Linked DNA regions of Homo sapiens: region 1 is linked to region 2. A link is a loop called in an ENCODE intact Hi-C map of the cell type or tissue named here. Cell type or tissue: heart left ventricle. All regions are shown on one strand. Links, peaks and the distances in the headings refer to the core of each region. The heading gives the core; the rest is flanking DNA.

Evidence for each region. Peaks named below come from ENCODE experiments on the same cell type or tissue, not always from the same donor. Only the 100,000 strongest peaks of a DNase experiment are listed, where the experiment ranks them.
Region 1: it touches region 2 in a loop (5-fold over the local background); 30 of 110 quality-filtered maps call a loop at or near these places.

Annotation. Positions count from the first base shown.
Region 1 is chr10:36,498,523-36,513,790 of GRCh38, reverse strand. No RefSeq gene overlaps it. Among named protein-coding and RNA genes, the nearest start is that of LINC02630, 610 kb to the right of the region's middle. In heart left ventricle, for the core only: a CTCF peak has its summit at 8,794 (motif pointing right); no DNase peak of the experiment used is centred there.
Region 2 is chr10:35,623,039-35,637,540 of GRCh38, reverse strand. No RefSeq gene overlaps it. Among named protein-coding and RNA genes, the nearest start is that of MIR4683, 11 kb to the left of the region's middle. RefSeq lists enhancers at 1-46, 1-1,087. In heart left ventricle, for the core only: a CTCF peak has its summit at 1,847 (motif pointing left); no DNase peak of the experiment used is centred there; H3K4me3 peaks cover 361 bases.

The DNA of each region.
Region 1 (15,268 bases), core at 7,248-11,247, 870 kb before region 2:
CTGTGTATTCCACTCCAAAGCCCATAATAGTAATGTGGGTGTTCTGTCCAAAAGGTTAAATTAATATGGAGGAATAAAATATAATATGGAGGAGACACCTTTGCATATCATTTTAATTTAACTATATTCACATAATGCTTGCATATGTGTCAACAAATAGTGATTTTGAGACCTACAGAACCATTCAGTCTTATGGAAACTTTCAGTCTTTTTTTGTTTGTTTTGAAATAAAGTCTTGCTCTGTCGCCAGGCTGGAATGCAGTGGTGTGATCTCTGCTCACTGCAACCTCCACCTCCTGGGTTCAAGTGATTCTCCTGCCTCAGCCTCCCGAGTAGGTGGGATTACAGGTGCATGCCACCACACCCAGCTAATTTTTGTATTTTTAGTAGAGGCGGGATTTCACCATGTTGGCCAGGATGGTCTCAATCTCTTGACCTCGTGATCTGCCTGCCTCGGCCTCCCAAAGTGCTGGGGTTACAGGCGTGAGCCACTGAGCCCAGCCCCCCTTTCAGTCTTATAATGGAAGCATATCATCCAATTTTTTAAGGAAAAAGAGCTACTCTCTGGCTAATTACATTAGCCCATCAGAAGATGAAAGTATCCATAGAGTTTTTACTTGACTATTTTATCTGCCATCGGGCAATGTTTTTCAAGAAATATTTCAAAACTTTACTTGGAAAATATTGCTTGTTTTAGGAAAAAATAAATCAAAGTATGAAGAAATATTTAAATATGAAAATTGTAATTTTCATTGCTTGTCTAAAAAGAAGAAACAATTGATAAGGCCCCAATTATATCCTTTGTGTAAGGCTTTTTCCCTTTCTTCACTATGATCTGGGAAAGTAGAGATCAATCTCTGCAGTTCAGTAGTGTTCCTAAGAAATGGAGTGATGGCTGTTCTTTCACGCTGCCCTGTAAATCAGAGGTTTCACTTATTTACTGGCCATAGAACTGGTGTGTACATAAAAACCATTAACTAGGCCACATTCACACAAAGGAAACATGTTTTTAATTTGGTATTTTGCAGTATATATGGTCCCAAAGAATACATACAATAATTGACTTTCCACACCAGTGATTCTAGAATCATGAAAACGCAAATGCACAGAGACATAAAGAAAAGAAATGACAGTAAATCTCCATCTTTAAGCCAAGTGAAGCATGTTGGCTTCTTGCAGTCTAAACTTTTCTGACATTGCTTTAAAAGAATCCAAATTCCAATATAACTGTATGTGCAATGGTTAGAAAGCGCACACTATCAATTCACTGCAGCACTAAAAATGCCTTCTCTTTTATAAGAGGTCACTATGCATTTGTTTTCTGAAGGACAACTTTTTCATCTTACAAGGAAAAGGAGGCGATACGCTGTATCCTAAGCACCTACAACAGTGATTGGAAAACAGGGAATGGATAAGCTTTTGTTGAATTAATAAATACATGACTAAGATGTCTATGTAATGTCAATGCATTTTTACTTCCAGTTAGCAATTTTAGCATGGGCTTTGTGGTATTATTTAATAGGCCACATTTACAGCCATTACAATTTTTGAATTGTTATTGATACTACCTAATGTTCAAAATGGCAAAGGAAAGTACATGTGAAATAGAGTTTCTCAATCTGAAAATCATAGTTCCATTATTTTAAATATTTTTCTCTTTTATGAACCTAATATTCTAGAGGAAGAAGGGAGGTAAATGCTATATAGTAAATAAATAGGTAAATGTTAAATACAACTTTGAACAGTCTTCAATGAATGGAAAAGGGGAAATTTTAGTATGGAATAAGAGGGATTTGGCTAAAGGGAGAGATGCTGAGACCCCTGGAACAGTCAGCCATGGCACTGCCTGGGGTGGCTGCTTTAGGTGCAGAGGCCTTCAGGGAGAACAGCCAGTTGGAAGGACAGACCTGCCGGGGTGGCTCTGGTGTGGATACCAAGGGGGCGAGTGCTGCTGTCGAGTCAGAGAGGCAGCAAATCTGGTAGAGCTTGTGAACCACGGTAACGAGTTTCAATGCATATAATTCAAAGAGCAGAGAGATGAACTTAGTTCCTTTGGAGACAGCAGTGTTTATGAGCCTGGTGAATAAAGAGGCCACCACAGAAGAGGTATATTGTCCCTGGTATTAGGATAAAAGATAATTTTTATTTTTTCCATTGTATTGTATTCTGTATTTTATAACGATTCTTATAATGTTACATTTTAGTAAAAAAAAAAATCCCTGAAAAACGAGGCCACATACATAAAAAATAGGAAGGAATAGCTAATGTTGCAGAAGGAAAACTAGACGACAGTGATATCCAGGAAAAGAGAGAATTTTAGTATGAAAAAAGCTGGTTCACTGTGTGAAATACCACTGAGAAGTCAAATAAAATAAACATATAACATTGTCCATTGGTGTTGAAAATGTGTTAATAGTGGCTTGCACGTATAGTATTAGTCTGCTTAGGGCTGCCATAACAAAATACTGCAGACTAGGTGCCTTAAACAACAGAAATGTGTTTTCTTACAGCTCTGGAAGTTGAAAGTCTGAGGTCAGGATAGGGTTGGTTTCTCCTGAAGCCTCTCCACTTGGCTTGCAGACAGCCGTCTTCCCGCTGGGGACTCACAGGACATTTTCTCTGTGCTGGTGTATTCATAGTATCTGTATGTCTGCATCTCCTCTTCTTATAAGGACATTATTAGTCAGATTGAATTAGGGTCCACCCTAACAGCCTCATTTTAACTTAATTTCCTCCTTCCAGACCCAATCTCCATAAACAGTCACACTCTGAGATACTGGGGCTTAGGACTTCAGCATACGAATTTCGTGGGAGCACAATTCAGTCCATAACGGCGTATAATTGATTCCAGTTATTCACAGATTCTGTACTGATGAATTTGTCTACTTGCTAAACTTTATTTGTAACCCCAAAACTAATACCCGCTGTGCTTTAGGAACCATTTGCAGATGTTGGGAAACATGGGACCCGCCCATGCTTGTGCTATCAGCTGAGTCAAACAAGGGAATACTCTGCTTTAGTGTTCAAGCTCGCAGACTGTAAACAAGTGCCCTTTTAAAGGTCTGTGCAGGCCGGGTGCGGTGGCTCATGCCTGTAATCCTGCACTTGGGGAGGCCGAGGCGGGCGGATCACGAGGTCCACGAGGTCAGGAGATCGAGACCATCCTGGCTAACACAGTGAATCGCCGTCTCTACTAAAAATACAAAAATTAGCTGAGCGTGGTGGTGGGAGCCTGTAGTCCCAGCTACTCGGGAGGCTAGGCAGGAGAATGGCGTGAACCAGGGAGGTGGAGCTTGCAGTGAGCTGAGATGGCGCGACTGCATTCCAGCCTGGGGGACAGAGCAAGACTCCCTCTCAAAAAAAAAAAAAAAAAAAAAAAAAAAAAAAAAAAATATATATATATATATATATATATATATATATATATATATATATATATATAGTTCTGTGCAAAGCCACACTATTGCATTTTTGTGCTTCCTGTAGGTGATTTTACTGTTTGAAATGGCCCCTGAAGGTAGTGCTGAGGTGTTGCCCCATGTTTCTAAGCACAAGAAGGTTGTGATGTGCTTTATGGGCAAAATTCATGTGCTAGATAAGCTTCATTCAAACATAAGTTATACTGCTATTGGCCAAGAGTTCAAAGTTAATGAATAAGCAATATATATTAGCTTATTTTTTTATTTTTATTTTTTATTTTTTTTGAGACGGAGTCTCGCTCTGTCGCCCAGGCTGGAGTGCAGTGGTGCGATCTCGGCTCACTGCAAGCTCTGCCTCCCGGGTTCACGCCATTCTCCTGCCTCAGCCTCCCAAGTAGCTGGGATTACAGGCGTGTGCCACCTCGCCTGGCTAATTTTTTGTACTTTTAGTACAGATGGGGTTTCGCCGTGTTAGCCAGGATGGTCTCAATCTCCTGACCTTGTGATCCACCTGCCTTGGCCTCCCAAAGTGCTGGGATTACAGGCGTGAGCCACCGCACCCAGCCTGGCTTACGTATTTTTTTAAGAGACAGGGTCTCATTCTGTCACCCAGGCTAGAATGCAGTGGCATGCACGATCATAGCTCACTGCAGCCTTGAAACTCCTGGGCTCAAGTAATCATCCTGCCTCAGCCTCCTAAGTAGCTAGGACTAGGGGTAGCTAGGACTAGGGGTCCACACCACCTTATGCCATGCTAATTTTTTCATGTTAATTTTTTGTAAAGACAGGGTCTCACTATGTTGCCCAGGCTGTAAATTATGCATCTTTAACAGAAACACACAAAACCCCAAGATTATGTATTGACCAGTTGGCCTAATGTGAGCAGAACCTTGCAAGAAACTAACTCATCCTGTACCTTCCTGGGAGCAAAGGTCCAGGATTCACTAATTGTTTGTCTGTGGTGACTTTATAGAACATAACTACTGTGAATAATGAGAATCAACTCTATATGCTAAAGGATAAAGACTAATGAAACAAGAAAGCTGGAGTCCAGGGCACCAGATGGGGTCATTGATAGAACAAGGTCCTCCAAGGGACAAAGCAAGATCGTGCCTAGAGCACAGGCAGGGGCTGAAGACAAGCACTCCTATCAGCAGTTGCACTGAGACAGAGTACTGCAGCATAGCTACAAGCAAGTGGGGCTGAGTTTATAGGTTAGGCTGCATTGTGACTTTCATAGGCCTTGGCAATTTTGCCTTGCTGGGCATATTAACATATGTTAATAATCACATTTGGTTATAGGTGAATACACAAAATATTTTATATATATATATTTGAGATGGAGTCTCATTCTGTTGCCCAGGCTGGAGTGCAGTAGCACAATTTCGGCTCACTGCAACCTCCACCTCCTGGGTTCATGCCATTCTCCTGCCTCAGCCTCCCAAGTAGCTGGGACTACAGGTGCCTGCCACCACACCTGGCTAATTTTTTGTATTTTTAGTAGAGATAGGGTTTCACTGTGTTAGCCCGGATGGTCTCGATCTCCTGACCTTGTGATCCGCCTCCTCGGCCTCCCAAAGTGATGGGATTACAGGCGTGAGCTGCCGCACCCGGCTGAATATACTAAATATTATATATTAGAACATGTTCTTCAACCTAAAATTCCTCTTTCTTTCCTTCTGATTAAAAAAAACAAAACATTTTAATAGACTCCTAAATGTATTGTCAGCCCTAGGCACACTGCCTTATAAGTTCCCCTATAGGATCAGGGCAGTTAATTGAGAAAATTCCTACTCAATGTTCTCAATTTTCTCAGTGACATAGGATGCAAAATCTACTGCAGAGAATGAGATGAATTATAGATCAAAAATAGTTTTATTGAGTTGAAATTTAGAAATGCAAAAAGGAGCTTGCCAAAATTCAACTAAGAACTCCCAATGTAAGATTTTTCAGTCTCCATGACTGTATGATATTTCTTGAGCAGTACAGCAGCCTTGGTGCAGGAGCAGAAGGAAGAATGCTAAACTCATGCTGGGTTATATTTTGTAAGAAATATTGGACAGAAAAATTCAGAATGTCAGGTCAATCAGGAGAAAGTGAGTAAGTAATGGACCCTAAGGGCTAGGTTAGCAAGGACGGAGCAAAGAGAGTGAGCCTGACAGTTTGGACAGACAGGGTGGTTTTCTGGGAACTCTATTTACTTTCTCTGTATTGGGTCTTAGCAGGTTTTGGAGCAAATGCATAGCGGCTTTTGAGGAATAAGAAAGTGAATGAGCTGTAGGCAGGGCAACATGTTGAGAATGAAAGTTGGAGATATCAGCGGTGGAGAAATTACAGGTTGCAGTGAAGTCCATCGAATGGATTGTTACACTGGAGTGCTAGAAGTCATTCATATGGATGTATTTAAGGGTTACAGACAGGGGATTTGGACAGAAATTGCCCTTGGAGTGACACCATGGCTGGAGAGAACCTTCCTTGAGCCAGGAGCCAAAAGAATTGATGCATAAAAGGAGGAATGCCAGGAAGCAAGGAGATGACAAGAATATTATGTTATGCCAGACAGAAACTCCAAAGAATTGCTTAATTTGTTCTCGTTATTTCTTTGTATTTTGTCCAAGCTTCCTGGTAAACCACTGAGCAGTAGTAAATATAAGCAAGAAAACTGACATCCTTGCATCTGATTCTTGGGCTTCTATTGTTTGGAAAGTAGGATAGTAAGTAACCTACATAGGAAGGGGCTGCAGGAAAGAATGTGCTTCCTTGGAAGAGTGAGATTTCAGCCAGGACTAAGAAAGAGATGGAAGATGTAAGGAAAAGTGAGAGCGAGTACAGCAATGTGATTAGAGTGGGAAGGGCAGGCAGGCAAAGGTTTGGTCTGAAGGTTTGCAGAGGAAGAATGAGGTTGGGGGAAAATACTATGGTAAAGTTAGAGCAGGAAAGTGGAGGAGAATGTATTCCTGGAGTTTACTTTTTCACTGGTAGTTAAGGATAAGAGCGATGAAAAGTATTGGATACGTGAGCTCTGACTGAAAGCTGTGGCAGGAAGATCTTTCTCTGCCTACAGAGACAGATCTACTGTGTGGTGTCAGGTCAGCAGTTTTTGCAACTGTAAGCAATTTATCTTTCTCAGGCTTATTCATTCCTAGGTCAAAATATAAAAGGACCAGAACTCACTAGATCCCCAAGGTAGCAGAGAAAAACATTAAGAGCACTCATCCAGATGTTAATAGTATTCCCCAGTGCTATTATTTTGCTCTTTCCATCCGACATTTTATGAGTTAATTATTTTTTAATGAGTCCGTCTGAGGACTTCACTACCATTTAACATTTTTTCTATTGGAAAATTGATTAGAAGTTCAAAACATCTAATTTTATAAATGGGCTTTCAGAAACAACTCACAAGCTGGGGACATACTGTAGTGCCAAGATTTGTGATATTGGTTGGATAAAAAAAGAACTACACTACCCCAGAAAAGGCAATTTTGGAGTGTGTTACTGAGGATTACTCAATAGATTATATCCTTATTTCTTTGGTGTCAGAAACTCCCTATGAAGTCATTATTTCTTGGATGATTTGTGAATAATTTAATATATGATTTTAAGCAGTCATTACTTCGCTTAGCATGAGGTGTTTCAGTGATTATCCTAGTGTTAGTGGAGAGTTTATCCTTTAAAATTTCTCCCCTCCTGATTTTCTCCAAATAGTTTCTTTTTATCAGTCATTATGTGACCTTGCAACGCACATAAGTCATTTACTTTTACTTATACAGATGGGATATAAAAAGATTACATGACCATCTATCCATCTGTGCAGTTTTACAGTAACAGAAAATCCCCTGAAGTCAATAAATGTTTCCTCTCTAGTTCATAGCAGTGCCCGAAATTCCATCATCAGAGATACCTTGCTTTATGTTCATTGCTGCCAAAATCACTTAAAACTAGCTTATCTGGTATTAAATTATTCTGATAAATAACTGAGAATAGTACTTTTCAAGGCAGGACACAAGGATCACAGCAGTGAAATCATCCAGGGCAGCAGATTTCAGGCGCTACTTCTCCCCATAATTTTTTTTTTTTTTTTTTTTTTTAGATGGAGTCTCTCACACTGTCGCCCAGGCTGGAGTACAGTGGCAGTGATCTCGGCTCACTGCAAGCTCCACTTCCCGGGTTCACGCCATTCTCCTGCCTCAGCCTCCTGAGTAGCTGGGACTACAGGCGCCCGCCACCGCACCCGGCTAATTTTTTGTATTTTTAGTAGAGATGGGGTTTCACCGTGTTAGCCAGGATGGTCTCGATCTCCTGACCTCGTGATCTGCCCGCCTCAGCCTCCCAAAGTGTTGGGATTACAGGTGTGAGTCATCGCGCCCGGCCTCTCCCCATAATTCTTACATATGCTTCAGTGAATCCACAAATGTTAGGCATAAAGTTCTATTTTGGTGAGATGTTTTAAGGAAAGATTAGAGACTCAGAACTTCTTGATCTTAATTCTGCTACAAATTTCCCGTGTTCCTTTAAGGAAATAATCGCAAACCATTCCGGCAAATTCACAACTTTGGTGTAAAGGGTAATTGTTTTTATAAAATTCACTCTGACCCCAGGGAATAAGGCCTGATATGAGTCCTGTGTGTTAAAGAAAACAAAGTGAATGTTCTTTTCTAATTTGTTCAGCGATTTGCTCAGTCACATATCCTCACCCATCTTCTTTCTTCCCTCGTGTTGACGTCACTACAGGTCATAGAGAGCAACCAGGGATGGTGGGAGACATTCCCATGGGATCCTCAGTCGCTACTAACCAAAGCTTCTCTAGTCAAAGGTGGGTGTGATATGGCTAATACTCAATGAACTCCAATGCCTCCTAATGTTTCCTGAATTGAGACGCAATATTTAAAGGCCATATGATTCTTCAGAGTGTGTGCACAGACTTGTGTGTGTGTGTGTGTGTGTTTCCGGGGATGGGGGTGAGGGTTTGGAGGATAAAGTGTGCTTTAAAATAAAAGAAATAGTACAAGCCAAGAAACAGAAAAGAGCAGGTTTTCTTAAAGACTCAGGATGACTGGTTTTATGCTAGGCGGTTGTGGCAAGACATGAAGTACTGCTATGGCTCATCTGCTGGCTCTGCTGGGTGGCTCCCCTGGGTGGCTTACCTGGCTGGCTCCCCTGGGTGGCTCATCTGGATGGCATGGGGCAGCATTTGGTCCCACATCCCTTGCAGCTGTGACATAATCTTCTGCTTCATCTTTTCCAAGTTTCAGGAAAGTGCATGTTTAGCTTCTCCCCCGGGACATCCCCATTAGATGGTGCGCCAGGAAACAGGCTCTATGTGGGGAAGAACATAATCAATTTCCAGAGTGTACACTCTCCCATTATGGCCTATTTCGAGCTATTTATGACCAGTTTTAACCATCAGGTGGCAATATTCCTGAATATTTAACAGCCTGCTCTCTTGAGCTAGTGTGAGCCAGATACCGCCCACTGACAGAAACAATCAACCCTTAATTGTTTTATAGAGAATTGTGGGTAGACAGTGGAAATGAGTCTTGTGCACATTAAGGAAAAATAAGATTTTATGGCTGACTAGCATGCCTGGTATATATGTAGATGTATGTCTGCAGATATGGATATCAAATTTTCTGTATCCAATATCATCCATTCATGGACACTGAAGTTGATTTCATGACTTTGCTATTGTGGATAGTGCTGTGAGAAACACATGAGTGCAGGTATCTTTTTGTTCTAATCATTTATTTCCTTTTGGGTGGACACCCAATAGTGGGATTGCTGGATCAAATGGTAGTTCTATATTTTGCTCTTTGAGAAATCTCCCATACTGTTCTCCATGGAGGCTGTATAAATTTACATTCCCACCAGCAGTGTATAAGTGTTCCCTTTTCTCCACATCCTCTCCAACATCTGTTGTTGTAGTTGTTGTTGTTTTTAACTTTTTAATAATAGCCATTCTGACTGGTGTAAGATGGCATCTCATTGTTGTTTTAATTTGCATTTCTCTGATGATTCATGATGTTGAGCATTATTTCATGTTTGTTGGCTGCTTGAAATTTTAATTTTTAAGTAATGTTCCAAGTTATTGTTGAATCTATAACAAAAATTATTAGAAGACCCTTCTACAGCCAGGCATGGTGGCTCACTCCTGTAATCCCAGCACTTTGGGAGGCCGAGGTTGGTGAATCACCTGAGGTCAGGAGTTCGAGACCAGCCTGGCAAACATGGTAAAACCCCATTTCTACTAAAAATACAAAAAATAGCCAGGCATGGTTGTATGTGCCTGTAATCCCAGCTACTTGGGAGGCTGAGGCAAGAGAATCACTTGAACCTGGGAGGCAGAGGTTGCAGTGAGCCGAGATTGTGCCATTGCACTCTAGCCTGGGCAACAAGAGTGAAACTCTGCCCCCCACCCCTCCAAAAAAAAATTAGCCAGGCATGGTGGTGCAAGCCTGTAATCCCAGCTACTTGGGAGGCTGAGGCAGGAGAATCACTTGAACCCAGCAGGTGGAGGTTGCAGTTGGCCAAGATCGCACCACCACTGCACTATAGCCTGGGCAACAAGAGCGAAACTCCGTCAAAAAAAACCCAAAAGAACAAAAAAACAAAAACAAACAAACAAACAAAACCCTTCTACAAAGTTACAACCCTTGCTTTCAAAACCTGTACACTTCACTGTTCTTAGAGGGTTATTGCATGAGCAGATAACTGGATGTAAGCCTTTCTTCAAAGTACTAAAAGATGAAGGTGAGAACATTTAAGTGATGTATTTCACACATAAGCTAAAAAGTTAGTTAGCAGTTAACAACTTTCCTATCTCTGTTTCTTTTTGTTTCACCTTTATCATTTTATCAGATGCCTACTAGCTGGCTATTTGTATTTAAATGTTGTCTCTGTTTATGTCAGGTTTTCTTCAATTAAATTATAAGTTTCTTCAGGATAAGATCCAGGTGTCAGGTTTTATCTCCATTCCTAATGGAGCCTAGCACAACACCTCATCCTTGGAAAACGTGGACCCTATGAAAAGCAGATGTTGAATTCCCTGAGGTTGAAAAGGCCCCCATCAAATCCACAAGCCTGCCTTCCCCAACTATTCACAGAAATATTAAAAATTACTCTACTTTTATAATAGAGAATATCAGGTAAAAACATGGTGAGCATAGAATGGGGTTTGTCATCATGCAGAAGTTTCTGTGAGGTCAGTGAATTTATAGGTTACAAGGGGGCCAGGAGGAAGCAGGGAGAAAGGGACAGAGCAAAGGAAGGTGATACCAGGATGATGCCAAGCAAATAAGGCTTTGATACATCCATGAACCCTTGACTTAGGAGGAAGGAGGAGAGTGTGGCCTGAAACTGAAAGCTGATACAAAGCTGGAGGGACAATGTGGTGGAAAGACAAAGGAGTTGAGAGAATGGAGGAGACAGAGGAATCGAGGAGGTTAGACAGTAAATTCACAAATGACCAGATATAACAGAATGGACCTACTCATCCCGTTTTTTTTTTTTTTTGACGGAGTTTCACTCTTGTTGCCAAGGCTGGAGTGTGCAATGCCGTGATCTCAGCTCACTGCAACCTCCATCTCCCAGGTTCAAGTGATTCTCCTGCCCCAGCCTCCCGAGTAGCTGGGATTACAGGTGCGTGCCACCATGCCCAGCTAATTTTTGTATTTTTAGTAGAGACGGGGTTTCGCCATGTTGGTCAGGCTGGTCTTGAACTCCTGACCTCATGATCCATCCGTCTTGGCCTCCCAAAGTGCTGGGATTACAGGCGTGAGCCACCGCGACTGGCCTACTCATTCTTTTAGAAGTAGACACGATCCAGTTAGAAATATACTTACAGGTGGCCGGGTGTGGTGGCTCATGCCTGTAATCCCAGCACTTTGGGAAGCCGAGGCGGGTGGATCATGAGGTCAGGAGGTCAAGACTAGTCTGACCAATATGGTGAAAACCCAAGTCTACTAAAAATACAAAAATTAGCTGGGCCTGGTGGCGCGCATCTGTAGTCCCAGCTACTTGGGAGGCTGAGGTAGGAGAATCGCTTGAACCCAGGAGGTGGAGGTTGCAGTGAACCGAGGTTGTGCCACTGCACTTCAGCCTAGCCAACACAGTGAGGCTCCATCTCAAAAAAATAAAATAAAATAAAATAAATATACTTACAATCTATACTAATAATGATGAAGATTCATATCATAGAATTCTAGAATCCTATGGATAAGAGGGACTTTAAACAAAGAACCCACCATAGTTCACAGATGAAAAGATAGAGTATATAGAAGTTGCTTCAATTCCATTTCATCAAAATACATTGAGTGCTTAATAGATTATAAAAATAATATTATACATGGAAGGGAAAAAGTATCAAAAGGGCCAGATCTTTCCTCAGAGCTTATCATCTCATGAGTATTATAAGTGTGCCAATCAAGGCAAATATAGTAGGTCCTTCAGTTGTGATGCAAACAAATTGTCAGGAATCACAGAATAGAAAAACATCACTTTGGACTCAAGGGGCCCAGAAAATCCACAGAAGAGAGATCTGAGCTAGGTTTAAATGCAAGAGTATTTTATGCAGGATGAGTTGGAAGGGATACTCTCTCTACCTCTTAGCAGATTTCACAGAATAATCAAATTTTGCCACTCAATAATTTTCTCAGGTCTTCTTGCTTAACCGCTCATATTTATCTATTAGGGTGCCACTAGGATTGGCCTTCATAAGTTTATTCTGACAGAGCAATAGGAGAAAATGTCTGCATTGAAGGCACAGCAAGGATGGGGTAGATTGACACATCCAGCAAAGATTGACTCATGGGTAGTGAAGGGCATGAGGACAAAGAGTGAGGCTGGTGTAGATGCTTAGATAAATGAAGAAGCAGATATATAAGGGGCAAGGTGATGGGTTTAATTTGCCCATACAGAATTTATGTATTAAGATATATCTCAGGCCGGGCACGGTGGCTCACGCCTGTAGTCCCAGCACTTTGGGAGGCCAAGGCAGGCGGATCACCTGAGGTCAGGAGTTCAAGACCAGCCTGGCCAACATGGTGAAGCCCCATCTTTACTAAAAATACAAAAAAATTAGCTGGGTGTGGTGGCAGGCACCTATAATCCCCGCTACTTGGGAGGCTGAGGCAGGAGAACCGCTTGAACCTGGGAGACTGAGGTTGCAGTGAGCTTAGACTGCGCCATTGCACTCCAGCCTGGGCAACAAGAGCTAAACTTCATCTCAAAAAAAATAAAAATAAAAAAGGTATATCTCCTTGTCAATGACTACTATATATGTGTTGTTTCAGTTCTTCTTTTGTTTCTCAGTGATCCAAACAACTTTTAATCAACATTTGATTTGCATTCCTGCAGGAATAACTTGATTTCAGAATATCTTCAACCTGAACACTTTTCTTATGTTGCACCAACAAATTGGCCAAAAATCTTAAAAATCCTAAAACAAATCTCTATCAAGTCTCTAAGAAAAAAAAAGTTATTTTTCTGTTACTTTTCTTCATTATCCTAAAGAGAAAAAGGACACATGATTATAGTAGAATCATAACTTCAAGCTTAACAAAGTTCTAAACACATTGACTGAATTTAGAGGATTTTTGGTTTTCCGTAAATGGAAAACACTTCCAAATAACACTCCTACTTCAATTGGGAGTGTGAGAGACATTCTACATGGCTTTTAATCCTTCTTGGAATCTGCCAAAAAAAAAAAAAAATCAACTAAATTCCTCACTTCCATAGTATTTTGGTAATAGAATGCTATAAAAAAAGTAATAGCCAGCATTCTATTACAAGCTGTCTCCTAGTTCACTTTAGTGTCTAAATAAACAAAAGTCTTGTCAAAAGATCATTTTTAACTCAATGCTATCGCAGTGCAGAATGAACTTGCAGCAGACATAGCTAATATAGGATTCAAAGGAGATACAAGATTTCCCCTTAGAAAGCTTTGTATTTCCCAACAGAAGCAGCATGGGACTAGAAGTCAACTGTAACCTAATAAGTTTGCCAAATATAAACACACAGAATATAAGAGGGGTGGTGTATTACTGAAAATACAACTTAATGTGTTAAAAATGTGGATTGATATCAAACCTGAAAATAGAACTTTGAGTCTTTATACTTACTTCCTCTGAATTTAAAATATTTTATTGATGATTTAAAAATCATAGAAAGCGAAACTTTTGTAGTAATAACTACTGAAAGCCACCTTATATTTCATTTCTTGAAACTGATCTCATTTGATAACTGAAGCACTTTTTAGTCCAGATTCTCCTGCCTGTTATTTTTCCTTTTTTCTTTCTTTTTCTGGATTTTTCTCTCAAGCTTCCAATTTATAAACTATAAGTATTTCCTAAAGATTTAGAACCCAACAGTCTGCTCCTACCTCATTCCTTTTCATATTCTTAGTATTAAATACAGATGAGTGGTTTTTAACTTCATGACTCATTTCCATTTATTTGACACATAAACCTGTATCTGCAATTCATATTTCCTTTCTACCAGTCACTCACTAATCTTTTTGCTGTCCAGATGGTCCATCACCATTCTAAACTCCACATGCCTCAGCACCATGACTTAGTCCCATTTCTTAGCAGAGACAAGTACTTCTCACATTTTTTTTTTTTTTCTGAGACAGACTCTTGCTCTGTTGCCCAGGCTGGAGCACAGTGGCACAATCTCGACTCACTATAACCTCCCCATCCCAGATTCAAGCAATTCTCCTGCCTCAGCCTCCCAAATAGCTGGGACTACAGGCGCCAGCCACCATGCCTGGCTAATTTTTGTATTTTTAGTAGAGATAGAGTTTCACCATATTGGTCAGGCTGGTCGAGACCTCAGGTAATCCACCTGCCCCAGCCTCCCAAAGTGCTGGGATTACAGGCATGAGCTACCACGCCCAGCCACTTCTCACATTTTATATCACCAAGAAGAAAAAGATTTCACCGGTGTTCTTTCTTAATTACTTCCATTGCTTGGAATAGCCTAGCCCTTTTGTATGGACTTTCATCATGAATATTTTACTCCTCTAAACTACCTTGAATAGTTCTGCTAAATCATGTTCTTAAAATACTGGTTTTACGATAGCACCACTAAATTAAAAACTTTTTAAAGACTCTTCAGTAGCTAGCCTATAGAACTGATGAGCTGTCAGCAGCCACAGCTTGATCTGTGTCCTTTAAGGTTGTATTATACAGTCTTGTCTAAGGCCAGCACCCCACCTCCTAGCCAGAAGGCGGTCCCCTGCTCTTTCCGTCCACATAAACTCTACCAGTTTTTCAGAAAGCCCTGTTTTTCTGTAGTATCTTTTCTAACATCACCAATTCTTCTGTGCATTTGCAGTGGAGTTGGCTGACTTGTTAATTATACCTAGGAACACTGGTTGTACTTAGTTTCTAATGTGCCTCTCTTGGCTTTTCAATTTAAGTATATATATTGCACATGCAGGAATTGTGAAGAAATATTGTGTGTACCCCATAATGAAACCAGTGTCATGCACACAGTGGGTATGTAACAAATATCTATTCAATACATTTAATTGAAATCAACACACATTTACAAAGTTTCTATTAGAGTCTACTTACATGGACATACAGAAAAATAATTTGAAGCCCCTACACTTAAGGTTTTATAATTCATGGAAACACAACTTCATGGAGAAAAATATAAAAGAAAAAAATTGGTCATAGTTCTATAGATTTTTGGTTATCTGAAATCCACTTGGAGTATGCAAATTTCTCTCTGTAATGATTAGAAAATTATATAAGTTAAATTGATTATCTGTAGTAGACAGATCATTGGCCTTCTCGTATTGCACTTGCAATTTCAATACATTCCAATGGTGAGCACCTGTGACTCTC
Region 2 (14,502 bases), core at 1-4,000:
CTCTGAATGCCCCACAGGTGGTCTGCGCACATAATCCCCCAATTTAAAGCGTTTTCCTTTGCTGGACAATTGCATTACAAAACTCCCTTCTTTTTCGCTCCTAATTGAACCAATGAACTATTATAAACTACAAGTTTTTCTTTAAAAAAATTGCCGGTGCCTAAATTCTATTGACTAAATTCTAGCAAGTTTTCTAACTGAACCTTTTAAGGCACCGGAAGTAAAAGCTGCTTCAGCAGACGTTTCTGTTTCGCGGATATTTTTATTCCTTATGCTTGTTATTTTCTGACAGATTAGCAATAATTTAAAAGTAATTGGTAAGATTGTGTGTTAATACTGAAAAGATAGCCCCAGGTCCCTTATTAACCTGTCAATCAAGATAAGAAATGGGCAGCTACCCTGCTAATGATGGGGCATCAATCATTGTGGGATGGGAGGGGCTTTGTTCTGCACATCCTGCTAAAATGTTTGTTCTCCTTACTTTACCTAATAGGAATCTTTAGTGGCTAAAAAAAATTTTAATAGAGTGGACGCTACTTTCTTGGCCGATCTTTCTCATGTAAGAGGCTTCGCATAGGATCTCCATAGTAGTAACATTTTGCAGATCCTTTTCAGAGTAAGTCTCGGTGTTAATTAAGTTATGCAATTAGAACCCCTGCTTTAGCTATCATGCCAATCTTATTTTTTAAAGCCAGAGACACTGTAAAAGTGTTCACCTCTCCAGTAGTTTTACTCATTAAAGAATTATTTTGTAACTTAGGTACCTATCAGTGGCCTACATCTAACCCACGTGTTGACTCATGTATAGTATACATATGCCAGCCATAAACTTTTTATATTCAGTTATAAAGTAGAATTTTGAGAGCAGATCCCAGAGTCTTTACCACATATGAAGGATGGAGAGAAAGCTACAAGACACAAGTTAGCATGTTGGCTTTCTCATGTAGCAGTATTGTCATTATTGACGCATTTTCAACTATATAGCACAGTGGGAAAATGTCCAGCTTTGAAGCTTTTTACCTTATTCTTCAATATATCATTATAAAATGCTATATTCGATAACTCAAGATGTATGTGTGTTTAAGCGAACTTATTTGACAAAAAACCCAATTTAAATTCTGAGGACAGTTCTCAATAAAAAGACCTGCATCTGTCATCACTAGAGACTGATTTTAGAGATGGTATTAAGACATAAGTGCTGGTTCTTTGCCTTTAAAGCTAAAACTTGAGTTGCATATTTGCCAGTACTCAGATGGTATCTACTAAGGGAACAAAACCCCAAAATTGATTTTAGGGTGGAAGAAAGAAACGAGTCTCTATCTGGCCAATTGCATTAGACAAATGAACACCTCTGTGTGCTATACAGGTGTGTCTTTAATTACATAAAACAAGTGTTAGTTTTTCAAAATCTTGTCAAATTGGGAGAGGGGTTGATGTGGTTGCTGTGTGGCTAGAAGATCAAGTCTAACATGATTAAAACCATTACTAAAGCCAAAGCTCATTAAAATTGCTTGTGGGAGAAGTTATGTGAAACACTTTCTATTTGCTTTATAATAAATGCAATTTGAAAGTACCATGAAACAGAAGGGAAAAAAGTTGATAAGAAAGTTTAAGGAGTAAACCATGGCACATTACAGTTTCTTAACCTGCACTGACCGCATTGCTGGTGCCTGTAATACTTCAGAGTTTGGGCAAAGAGAGTGAGATTGTCTTGCCAAAAGAAAACCAGGAGCAGTTGCAGAGCACGGGATGCAATTTAAAGTGTAGGTGCAAACGTTCTGTTGAGACATAAAAAGCAAATCAGTGCAAGTGTCTATCCGCTTTCCACATTTGATACTATACTGCCATCTGGTGGTAGTACGGGGTCCCAGAACCAGGAAGTTAGGGAGGTTCCTTCATTCAATTCATTCATTCAAAAATAGCACATGGAGAGCTAGCCTAGGCACAGGCACAGCCTCCGCCCAGAGGACCTGCAAACATTTTGTATTCATAATTCTGAATCCTTTCTCTGAAGCGCTCCAAAATTGCATCAGTGCACACTGAAGTTTAAGGACCCGCAAGACATTCCCGCACAGTGATAATACTTTTATTAACTTCAATTGCATTAAGTCCTCCATATGACCATTATGCTAAAAATGTAATTAAGCTGCGTTAAATTCCAAGAGCTGCGTTAAATTCCAAGAGCATATCTTCTTTAAATTAGCTTCTGAGTTACTTTTATTTAAAGAATGGGATGCTCACCAAAGATCCACCATATCAAAGCTTTCATGGAAGAAAGGATGAATAATAAAGAGTATTTTGAGGTGGGATGTGGTTGGCTTGCTTAATTAAATGTGCCGCTTTACAATTTCTCATGTAGAGGTCAACTCTGAGTCCAGGGGATGTCCGTCAGTACTGCACGTGAGTGCTGTTAGGGTGAGCAAGACGCAGGCCATCTCGTTTTACCTAGCCAGGTGTTCATGGAAACACACCAAGGAGTAGAAACTTCGCTGGAAAACAAGGTCGGTGAGCATCTGCGTTGGAATGCTGGAGCCCTCGGGAAGGAAGATGACACAGCACTGAGATGTAGGAAGAACAGGATCTTAAAGAAGGATGAGCAGGACCAGGACCGGTGGCTCACGCCTGTAGTCCCACCACTTTGGGAGGACGAGGCAGGCGGATCACCTGAGGTCAGGAGTTTGAGACCAGCATGGCCAACATGGTGAAACTCTGTCTCTACTAAAAATACAAAAATTAGCTGGATGTGGTGGCTGGCACCTGTAATCCCAGCTACTCAGGAGGCTGAGGCAGGTGAATCGCTTGATCCAGGAGGCGGAGGCTACAGTGAGCTGAGATCACACCACTGCACTCCAGCCTGGATGACAGAGCAAGACTTTGCCAAAAAAAAAAAGGGATGAGCAGAGAAATGAGGTTTCTGAGGACTGGAATGTCTAGTGGGGATAGGAGGGAAGGAGGAGACTGTGACCAAGGACCACATAAGATCTTGGAGGACTTACAGAGTTCAGAGGCCTCAGGGGCAAGAATCTTGCTGCCCATGAACAAGGAGCAGGGGCAAGAACCTGTGGCATTAGGGAAATGTGGAATCTCAGATCTCTCTTACTGAATCAGAAACTGCATTTTAACAAGATCCCCAAGCTTCACAGGCACACCGAAGGGTAGGAAGTTCTAGCACACCATCCCACATTTCACTGGTTAGAAAACAAGCCCAAAACAACTGTGCTTACTGAACATCACACAGTCAGGAGCACAGCTGGGCCTAGAAGCCACTAAGCCTACTTGTCACTCCTGTCTCTGTAGATCTTTTCCAGCAGTCCCACTCTTCTGTGTAGACCTCTGAGGCCACCACAAGGTGCATTCAGGCTGGGTGTGGTGGCTCACATCTGTAATCCCAACACTTTGGGAGGCCGAGATAGGAGGATCACTAGAGGCCAGGAGTTCTAGACCAGCTTGGGTAATATAATGAGACTCCATCGCTATAAAAAAATAAAAAGCCAGGTGTGGTAATGCATGCCTGTAGTCCCTTGGGAGACTGAGACAGAAGGATCGCTTGAGTCCAAGAGTTCAAGCCTGCAGTAAGCTATGAATCTGCTACTGCACTCCAGCATGAGCAATAGAGAAAGAGTCTATCTCAAAAAAAAAAAAAAAAATGCATTCATAGCTGATACAGCAACTTACCAGGGCTGTGTTTACCTGGTTACAGAATCATAGCAGAGTTCTCTCACAGTTTGGTGGTGGCCTACACAGGAAATGTGAACGCCCATCCTTCAGAGACAAGAGGAGCACTGTGGAAAGGCTTGCCTCTTGGGATCCTGGCCAACTTAGGCCAGCTCACCTGCCTTTTGCCTTCTACAGCCACCGTGTTCCAATAAATTCCACATTTAAGAGTCTGTGTTCTAGCTTAGTGAGAAGGCACAGTGACTGGGAGTAATATGGTTTGGTTCTGTGTCCCCACCCTAATCTCGTTTTGAATTGTAATCCCCACATGTCAAGGGAGGAACCTAGTGGGGGGTGACTGGATTATGGGGACGGATTCCCCCCCTTGATGTTCCGATAGTGAGTGAGTTTTCAAGTGGTCTTGTTTGGTAAGTGTCTGGCACTTCCCTCTTTCTCTCTTTCGCTCTCCTGTGACTGTGTAAGATGTGTCTGCTTCCCCTTCACCTTCCACCATGATTGTAAGTTTCCTGAGGCTTCCCCAGCCACGCGGAGCTGTGAGCCAATTACTCCTCTTTCCTTTGTCAATGACCCTGTCTCAGGGAGTATCTTTATAGCAGTGTGAGAGAGGACTAATCCTCTATTAGTCAGATGGGCTTCTGTTACTGATTGAGTTCACATGGGGAGAGGGGCCAAATGTGGAACGTGTTGGCCCTGGCTGGCAGAGGCCTGAGGGCCTTTCAGGGAGAGCCTGGCCTCGGCCAGGCAGAAGGAGAAACAGCAGAACCACTGTGCCGTGAAGGCCAGTGCAGGGATCAGGGAGAGAAAAGGGCTTAGGGAACCCAAGAGAGCGTCCCAGAAATCTCTGCAATGACAGAGCAACCTGAGGAAGAGCTTGACTGGCCCAGCAGACTCATGCTGCAGGCTGTGCCCGGGAGGGGGCCAAGAGCATGGGTGGCAGCTGAAAAGGTCAGCCAGTAGCCAGAGAAAGGTGGAAGGAAGGAATTGCCCCAGGACAAAAGGCAAAGTTAGGATCAATGTTAGTGAAACAACCCAAGTTGGATAGCTTTCCGAATCTGGGGCACAGCCATTCTTCACAGGGGACAAACGCATGCTTTTATAGCACCATGTTTATCATGCAGGTGAATCATACACTGATTTAAATTAGAAAACCAATTTCTAATATTTTCACCCCTAACAAGCCCATTTTTAATTAACTAGCACTCCAGCAGTAGTTCTTACCATGCTTACATGTTAAAAGCACTTGGGGTATGTTTTTGTTTTTTTTTTATCATTACCAATGCCCATGTTGCACCCCAAACCAACAGAATCAGAATTTTGGGGGGTGCCAGCTGAGAATTCAAAGTTTTCTAAAACTTCCCCAGGCAATTCCCATGTGCCGCCAGAGTTGAAAACCAGTGAATGTAACTGAATGTGGTATTATCATCCAAAGTGAAATATATGCAGATACAGATCTGGATATGTAGATGTATTTATAGATATATAAATCTGTAGATCTGTAGACATATAGATCTATATAGATATATAGAAATAGAAATTAGCTAAGCAAACTAGCTATTGTCATCTAACTTGACTAAACAAAAGCAGTTATTTTTTTCTTTTTGTCACCCTGAGAGGTATTTGGGAGATGACAGGAGTGCCCTCACCTGGCCCCAAGAAAGAACTTCTCAGTACACAGTTTTTGATAACTGTTTTTTCACCTATAAGGAAATAACAAAGAATTGTGCACATAGGGTATAATTCTATTAAACTAGAAATTAAACCCAACCTGTGAAGTTAGGAGGAATCAATAAGGTGGATGTGTTAGTTAGTAAAGATATTCAAATATTATCTTCCTACCAAAAAGACACCTGCACTCATATGCTTATTGCAGCATTATTCACAATAGCAAAGACATAGAATCAACCTAGGTGCCCATCAACAGTGGATTGGATTTTAAAAATGTGGTACGCTATACATTGTGGAGTACTATGCAGCCACAAAAAGAAGAATGAAATCATGTCCATTGCAGCAACATGGTTGCAGCTAGAGGCCATTATCCTAAGTGAAATAACACAGGAACAGAAAACCAAATACCACATGTTCTCACTTCTAAGGGGGAACTACACATTGGCTACATATGGACATAAAAACAGGAATTATAGACACTGGGGACTCCAAAAGTGGGAGGGAAAAAAGAGGGCAAGATGAAAAACTTTCTATTGGGAATTATGTTCACTATTTGGGTAACAGGTTCAATAGAAGCTTAAACCTCAGTATTGCACAATATATCCATGTAACAAACTGGCACATGTATTCCCTGAATTTAAAAAATAAAATAAAATAAAATATTCTCTTCTTGTTCAGTAGATGTTTATGTATTGAGACCAACTCAGCTGGAAATGAAACCTCAGTCAGTCTGCAGAGACCAAAGACAGGCCTGACTTTCTAAGACTGGGTGCAGGGTCGTATTGTAGCCCAGGAAGCAAGGGTCAAGCCAACAGTGGGTCAGGGGAATCCTGAATGCGTGTCAATACATGTGTCTTCACCTCACCTCTTTAAAAGGAACCTGATAGTACCTTACCTCATGCTAGCACATTGTTAAAGTTGTAGAATTATAAGATAGCATTCATTTGGTGCAGAAATCTGCTCTGTCTCTGGGTATCATACAAGAAGTTAAGAGTCCTTAACCAAAGCCCCAGAAAGTGAAATCCACTTTCCCAAGTAAGTGCGGAGGTTTTCCTGACTCTGGCTGATGTATATGATGTTAGAGCTTCACTGCTACATTCATCATTATTCTGTAAGAAAAAGCCCAAACAGAGGGTCCTAGGTTGTTAAACCCACAACAGGGATGCAAACTTTGCACAATATCATCAAAAAACGCCTCTTGGCCATACTCAGTGTGAGCCAAAAAGAAGCTAATAACTTAATCATTCTGGAAAATATCTCTTAATGAACACCATATTAACTTAATTAACTTAGAAAATCTCCAGGAAGTTACAGAAAGCCAGTAACAATGAGGGATTAAGAGAGCAGACTCAACCCCACTGCCTGGCTCCTTTAGTGAATGATCTTTGGCAAGTTACTCAGCCTCTGTTTCCCTCAGTTTCCTCCTTTGTAAAATGGGAATAAGAACGGTATCTATTTTATAGGGTTGTTGTAAGGATTAACTTCCGGTACAGATAAAATGCAAAGAACAGTGCCTGCCTGGATGAGTAAGTGCCAGGTGCCATCAATAAAGAGTTTGTTTTATCGGGCTAGGCATGGTGGCTCACGCATGTAATCCTAGCACTTTGGAAGACCAAGGCAGGTGGATCACTTGAGGCCAGGAGTTCAAGACCAGCCTGGCCAATATGGTGAAACGCCAGCTCCACTAAAAAAAAAATCAAAAATTAGCCAGGCATGGTGGTACATGCCTGTAATCCCAACTATTCGGGAGGGTGAAGCAGGATAATTACTTGAACCTGGGAGGTAGAGGTTGCAGTGAGCTGAGATGGTGCCACTGCACTCCAGCCTGGGCGACAGAGTGAGACTCATCTCAAAAAAAGAAAAAAAAGTTTTTGTTTTATTGTTTTAAATAAAAATGTTTCCATGTGCATTTTTGTTTTGTTTATTTAATTTTTATTGTGGTAAAAACACACACACACACACACAGGCCAGGTGTGGTGGCTCACACCTGTAATCCCAGCATTTTGGGAGGCCGAGGCAGGCGGATCACCTGAGGTCAGGAGTTCGAGACCAGCCTGGCCAACATAGGGAAACCCTGTCTCTACTAAAAATACAAAAATTAACCAGGCATGGTGGCAGGCACCTGTAATCCCAGCTACTCAGGAGGCTGAGACAGAAGAATCGCTTGAACCCAGGAGGTTGTAGTGAGCCGAGATCGTGCCACTGCACTCCAGCCTGGGCAACAAGAGTGAAACTCCGTCTCAAAAAAAAACCACATAAACTGTATTTACTATCTTAACCATTTGTAAGTATATAGTTCTGTAGTGCTAAGTGTATTTACATTGTGGATCACCAGAACTTTTTCATCTTGCAAAACTGAAACTCCATATCCATTAAACAATTACTCCCTTCTCCTCACCCCCAACTTTTGAAAACCACCATTCTGCTTCCTGTCTCTGTGAATTTGACTACAATAGGTACCTCATATAAGTGGAATCAGACAGTATCTGTCTTTTTGTGACCAGCTTATTTCACTTAACATAATTTGCTCAGGGTTCATCCGTGTTGTAGCATGGGTCAGAACTTCCTTCCTTTTTAAGGCTGAACAATGTTCCATTGTATGTGCATCCACATTTTACTTATCCTGTCATCCATGGATGGACATTCAAGTTGCTTCCACCTCTTGGCCATTGCAAATAGTGCTGCTACGAACATGGCTGTGCAAATCTCTCTTCAAAGACCTTGCTTTCAATTCTTTTGGATATATACCCAGAAGTGGGATTCCTGGACCATATGATAGTTCCATTTTTAACTTTTTGAGGAACCACCATGCTGCTAATTATTATGTTGGTCCATTCATTCATTCATCTAACCATCCATCCACCCATTGATCCATGCATTCTTTACCCATTTATGCTCCTTAATTTCTATATCAATCAGAATAAGTTAGGTTTTGCTGCAAAAACAACAACTACAAAATCTCAGAGGCTGAACACAACAAAAAATAATTTATGACTTTACATATGTCCCGTGCATATCAGTGAAGAGATTCTCTTCACCCTGGGCATTCAAAGATCCGGTTTGACTAAAGTTAATCTTGGCATGTGTTTCCAGAATCCTTGCATCAGTGGGGAAGGAATGTATCAATTCATGCACTGAACCTTAAAGCATCTGCCTGGAAAAGGCACATGTCATACCTACATGTGTCATTGGCCAAAGACCTACATATGTCATTGACAAAGGAAGTCGTATAGGCATATAGCACCCCAAATGGTGCAGGAAACTAATCCTACGACTTGCCCAGAAAAAGAAAAACTGGAAGTATTTGTTAAATGGCAATAATGATTTCCACAGTTCTCCACTCTAATACAGTCACATGTCCCCCCTCTCTCTGCCATAGTTACCTCTGCTTTCTACTGAAGGTAGTAAAGTAAAATATAAAAAGAACTAATGAAGGTCAAACTGCTGCACTCTTGCCCTTGTGTTTTATGAGCCTGAAATCTTGTTAACTTTTCTGAACCTGTTTTTCTTCATCTATGAAATGAGGCTACTAATTATTGGTCTGCCCTTCTCACATGAGTCTTCTAAGAAACAAATGACACTATTGAAATAAAAATAGTACATTTTAAACTTCTAGTTACAGGCCAAGCATGATGGCCCAAACCTATAATCCCAGGAATTTGGGAGGCTGAGGCAGGCGGATCACTTGAGCCCAGGAGTTTGAAACCAGCCTGGACAATGTGGCGAAACCCCATCTCTAAAAAAAAAAAAAAAAACAAAAAAACACAAATTAGTTGGTTGTCATGGTGCATGCCTGTAGTCCCAACTACTTGGGAAGGTGAGGTGGGAGGATCACCTAAGTCTGGAAGGTCAAGACTACAGTGAGCCGAGATCACACCAGACTACACTCCAGCCTGGGGGACAGCCTGTCTCAAAAATAAACAGATAAATCTCTAATTACAAAAAAAGAAGGCAATTCAAGATGTTATACTGTTCAATAAGATGTCTGTGACTTCCAAAGTAGTGAGAATGGTTAAACATAAGTGCTTTAACCTACTCAAAAAATAAAATTTGTACTGCCTTTAAATTTGTGCCGTTCAAAAAACTCATCCATTCAATACATATTTGTTGAGCAAACTACTTTGCCCAAAGAACTGGGAATTACTTTCAGTGTCTCCATTGACTACCATAATGTGGGGGTGGGGGAACTTTAGGAGGACCCTACTCAGCTGTAGAAACTTTCTTTGTGTGAAACTAACTGATCCATGGAGAAAATGAACATATGTAAAACTGAACAGTGAGAAAAGAGAAGCAAGAAAGAATAGAGAAGAAAGATTATGAGAAGAAAAGTTCAGACCAGCCAGGCACGGTGGCTCACGCCTGTAATCCCAACACTTAGGGAGGCCAAGGCAGGAGGATTTCTTGAGCCCAGGAGTTTGAGACCAGCCTGGGCAACAAAGGGAGACCCCACCTCTACAAAACAAAATTTAAAAATTAGCTGGGTGTGGTGGTGTGTGCCTCTGGTCCCAGCTACTCAGGAGGCTGAGGTGGAAGGATTGCTTGAGCCCTGGAGGTCAAGGCTGCAGTGAGCTGTAATCACACCACTGCACTCCAGCCTGGGTCAAAGAGCAGGACTTTGTCTCAAAAAAAAAGAAAAGTTCAGATGAAGTAAAAAATATTTTTAAAATCAAAATCTCAACAAAATGCTGCAGCCACATTAGCAATATTTCATCCACACACAGTTTTCATATTTTAGGCTTGTAATTCTACATGCTGGAAAACTGTATCTATGCTTTATAATTTTTATGCTGGAAAGTTGGATTTCATATGAAGGAAATGACTAAATCTGAAATACTCTAGGTTTAAAATGACTCACATATTCTTAAGATTAACAGAACCTTACACTGTCTTATGATTGTGTATTTGCACTTCAAAATTCCCAAAGGATTTAGCAGTCTGAGACCAAAGATTGGATTTTTTCAAATCACACAGAAGCTTTTAAATCCAAGTTTAGTCTAATTAAAGGATGAATGTGGCGAATTCCGTGAAACTTTCCAACACCATCGTGTTGCGCCAACTCAAGAAGGATTAGTGCAAGACTCACACAGATGTTTCCAAATTCAATAAAGGAAGGGTGGGTCCGAAGTGAGTCAATAACCCAGTTTTCTAGGCCCCTAAAGTTACCAGTTGAGCTTACTATAAGCTGTTCATTAGCTTGTGCGAGAAGTGTCAAGTTAATGACAAAAGGTGTTAATTCCATTTGGGTTATCAGCGGTGTTATTTCCCGAGCACAATCAAGACTTTATCAAAACAATTGGATGCCATTCCACTCTTTATTTCATGGGATTTCCAGGTCTAAACTTTGCCTCCAAATCTGCTATAATTGTTTCTAAATCTACTATTGGAGACAGCCTACTGAACTTGGGCTGGGAACCAATTTGAGAAGCAGGTGAAGCATGTCTCTGGAGTAAACCCCCGCCCTCTTTCTGTGACCTTCTCTTAGGTGACTTCCATATTTCTCTCTCCAGTCCTGAGTGCCATTCTGTATCCTTTATTTACTGTGAAATGTGTTATTCATCTCTTGCTAACCCATCCCATCAAGACTCCAAGAAAATGAAAACAAAATACACATCCTGTCCATACCAGGCTTTCTGTGAGGTATAAAAAATATAATATAGAGAGTATGATTTATGTCCAAACACTGCCTAATAAGTAAAAATTGATTAAGAAAGGTTGGTGTTAGGCCGGGCACAGTGGCTCATGCCTGTAATCCCAAGGCAGGTGGATCATCTGAGGTCAGGAGTTCGAGACCAGCCTGGCCAACATGGTGAAACCCCGTCTCTACTAAAAATACAAAAATTGTCCAGGTGTGGTGGCATGCACCTGTAATCCCAGCTACTCAGGAGGCTGAGGCAGGAGAATTATTTGAATCTGAGAGGCAGAGGTTTCAGTGAGCCAAGATCGTGCCACTGTGCTCCAGCCTCAGCAACAGAGTGAGACTCAGTCTTAAAAAAATTATTAAAAAAAAAAAAAGAAGCGAAGCAATATTGGTGTTAGACAAATCAACAAGCAAAAAAAAAATTCCATTAAAAAGTGGATAAATGACATGAACAGACATTTCTCAAAAGAAGACATACATGCAACCAACAAGCATATGAAAAAATGCTCAACATCACTAATCATTAGGGAAATGTAAATCAAAGCCACAGTGAGATACTATCTCACACCAGTCTGAATCACTATTACTAAAAAGTCAAAAAACAATAGATGCTGGTGAGGTTGCAGAGAAGACAGAATGCTTCTACACTGCTGGTGGGAAGGTAAATTAGTTCAGCCACTGTGGAAAGCAGTGTGGAGATTTCTCAGAGAACTTAACATAGAAATACCATTCGACACAGCAATCTCATGAATGGGTATATACCCAGAGGAAAAAAGTCATCCTACCATAAAGATACGGACACACGCATGTTCATTGCAGCACTCTTCACAATAGCAAAGATATGGAATTAACCCAGATGCCCATCAACAGGGGATTAGATAAAGAAAATGTAATGCATATACACCATGGAATACTAAGCAGCCATCAAAAAGAAAGAAATCATGTCCTTTGCAGCAACATGGATAGAGCTGGAGACCGTTAACCTAAGCAAATTAATACATCAACAGAAAGCCATATTCCACATGTTCTTACTTATAAATGGAAGCTAAACATTGAGTCCACATGGACACAAAGAGAGAAACAACAGATGCCAGGGCCTACTTGAGGATGGAGGGTAGGAGGAAGGTTAGGATTGGAAAACTACCTTTTGGGTATTATGTTGATTACCTGAATTGCAAAATTATCTGTATATCAAACCCCTACAACAGGCAATTTACCTGTGTAACAAATCTGCACTTGTATCCCCAAACCTAAAATAAAAGTTAGAAAGAAAGAAAGAAGTGTTGGTGTCAGAAACACATCCAGGGTATTGGCAGAGTCCACCTGCCCAGGGAAGTTTTTCAACACCCCATTCATCCTACCACTGAGGAAGCTGCATAACTCCTTGACCTTGGCCTGACCCAAAGGAGTCTGCTGCACCTCTGATGGCCCCATTGGAGGTATGAAGTTGCTGACATGTCAGTTAGTCCTGACTTGGGCCCTTTAGTCCCCTCTGATCATACACTCACAAGGCAAACCACCATTCCCCCAAGTGTTCAAAGCCACCAGGCTCCATCCTGCACCCTAGCCAGCGTGCTGCTCCCCCAGCCTCTCTGCAACTCCAAACGCACTGTCCTGAACCTCTGGTCCTTGATCTCCTCAAGCACAGGAGCCGCCTGTCCCGCTGTTCCCTGCCTGGGCTCCCTTCTTTGTCTCTCGCTGTCTCTTACACAAACTTGGTCTTTGTGACTCCAGTCTGTTCTCCTTTTCTTCCTCTTGCCTCTTTGGTGCCAACTCTTTCTCCCCTCCAACCCCGTGAAGTCCACACAGGCCCTCATTTCATATTCCCCCTCCTTTTCTCATCATTTCTCTAAGCTGTCATGCTCAACAGTGGGTAATGAGCTGACACAGGGAGGCCTTCTGCCGGCCTTCTTCCCAAGGCATTTGGATGGTAAAAGGGATCCCAGCTTCAAGACTTAATTCAAAACCTGAGTCGTTGGTGGGTAATTTTTTTTTTTTTTTTTTTTTTTTTTTGAGCCAGAGTTTCGCTCTGCTACCCAGGCTGGAGTGCAGTGGTGTGATCTCGGCTCACTACAACCTCTACTTCCCGGTTTCAAGCAATTCTCCTACCTCAGCCTCCCAAGTAGCTGGAACTACAAGCACCTTTCACCACACCTGGCTAATTTTGTATTTTTAGTAAAGACAGGGTTTCACCATGTTGGCCAGGCTGGTCTCGAACTCCTGACCTCAAGTGATCCACCTGCCTTGGCCCCCCAAAGTGCTGGGATTACAGGCATGAGCTACTGTGCACAGCTTTGGTGGGTAATTTCAAATACCAACCATAAGTGGGTCCTACCCAACTAGAAAAAAATTCCAAGAGTTACAGACATAACATTTCACACCTCTGTCTTAATGGCTTGCTAGGGGAGGTTTTACATCACTTTTGGTATTTAAGTTCTATAAAAAGACAATGATATAGTTTGGAAGTTTGTCCCTTCCAAAACTCATGTTGAAATGGGGTCCCCAGTGTTGGAGGTGGGGCCTGGTGGGAGGTGTTTAGGTCATGGGGGTGGATCCCTCTTGAATGCCTTGGTGCCCTTCCATGGTAGTGAGTGAGTTCTCACTCTGTTCGTTCATGCTAGAGCTGGTTGTTTAAAGAACCCTGGCATCTCTTGCTCTCTCTCTTGCCCTTTGATGCACCTGCTTCCCTTTCATCTTCTGCCATGAGTGGAAGCCTCCTGAGGCTTTCCCAAAAGCAAATGCTGGCACCATGCTTCCTATACAGCTTGTAGAACCATGAGCCAAATAAACCTTTTTTCCTTATAAACTACCCAGTTTCAAGTGTTCCCTTATAGTAACACAAATGGACTAATACATGTAATTAACAAGGTTTAATTTACTCATGCCCAGAGCAGATTCTGTGCATGCTGGGAATCCGATAAAGGGACCAAGTGCATGCAAACTTCTACACACTTGATAGGAAGAGAGAAGCACTGGATGCATTCTCAGCTTGCGAATCCTCTTATGATTACAAAATCAGAAGTTGGCAAAGGTAATCCATAAGCATCCTCTCTCTGTTCTTGGACCAGAAAAAAAGTGATGAAAAAGCCTTGAGCAAGCCAAGGGTTGATTAAGGTGTGGGAAGGGCTTTTCTCCCGTTATAAGCCAAAAGCTTGCAAGGGGCGGTAGGGTGTGGAGAAAGAACAAAAGGTTTTTTTGTTGTTGTTTTTTGTTTTTGTTGGTTTTGTTTTTGTTTTGAGACAGAGTCTCACTCTGTCACCCAGGCTGGAGTGCAGCGCAATCTCGGCTCACTGCAACCTCCACCTCCCAGGTCCAAGCGATTCTCCTGCCTCAGTCTCCCAAGTAGCTCGAATTACAGGTGCGCACCACCATGCCCAGCTAATTTTTGTATTTTTAGTAGAGGCGGGGTTTCACCATGTTGCCCAGGCTGGTCATGAACTCCTGACCTCAAGTGATCCTCCTCCCTTGGCCTCCCAAAGTGCTGAGATTATAGGTGTGAGCCACTGCTCCTGGCCGAGAACACG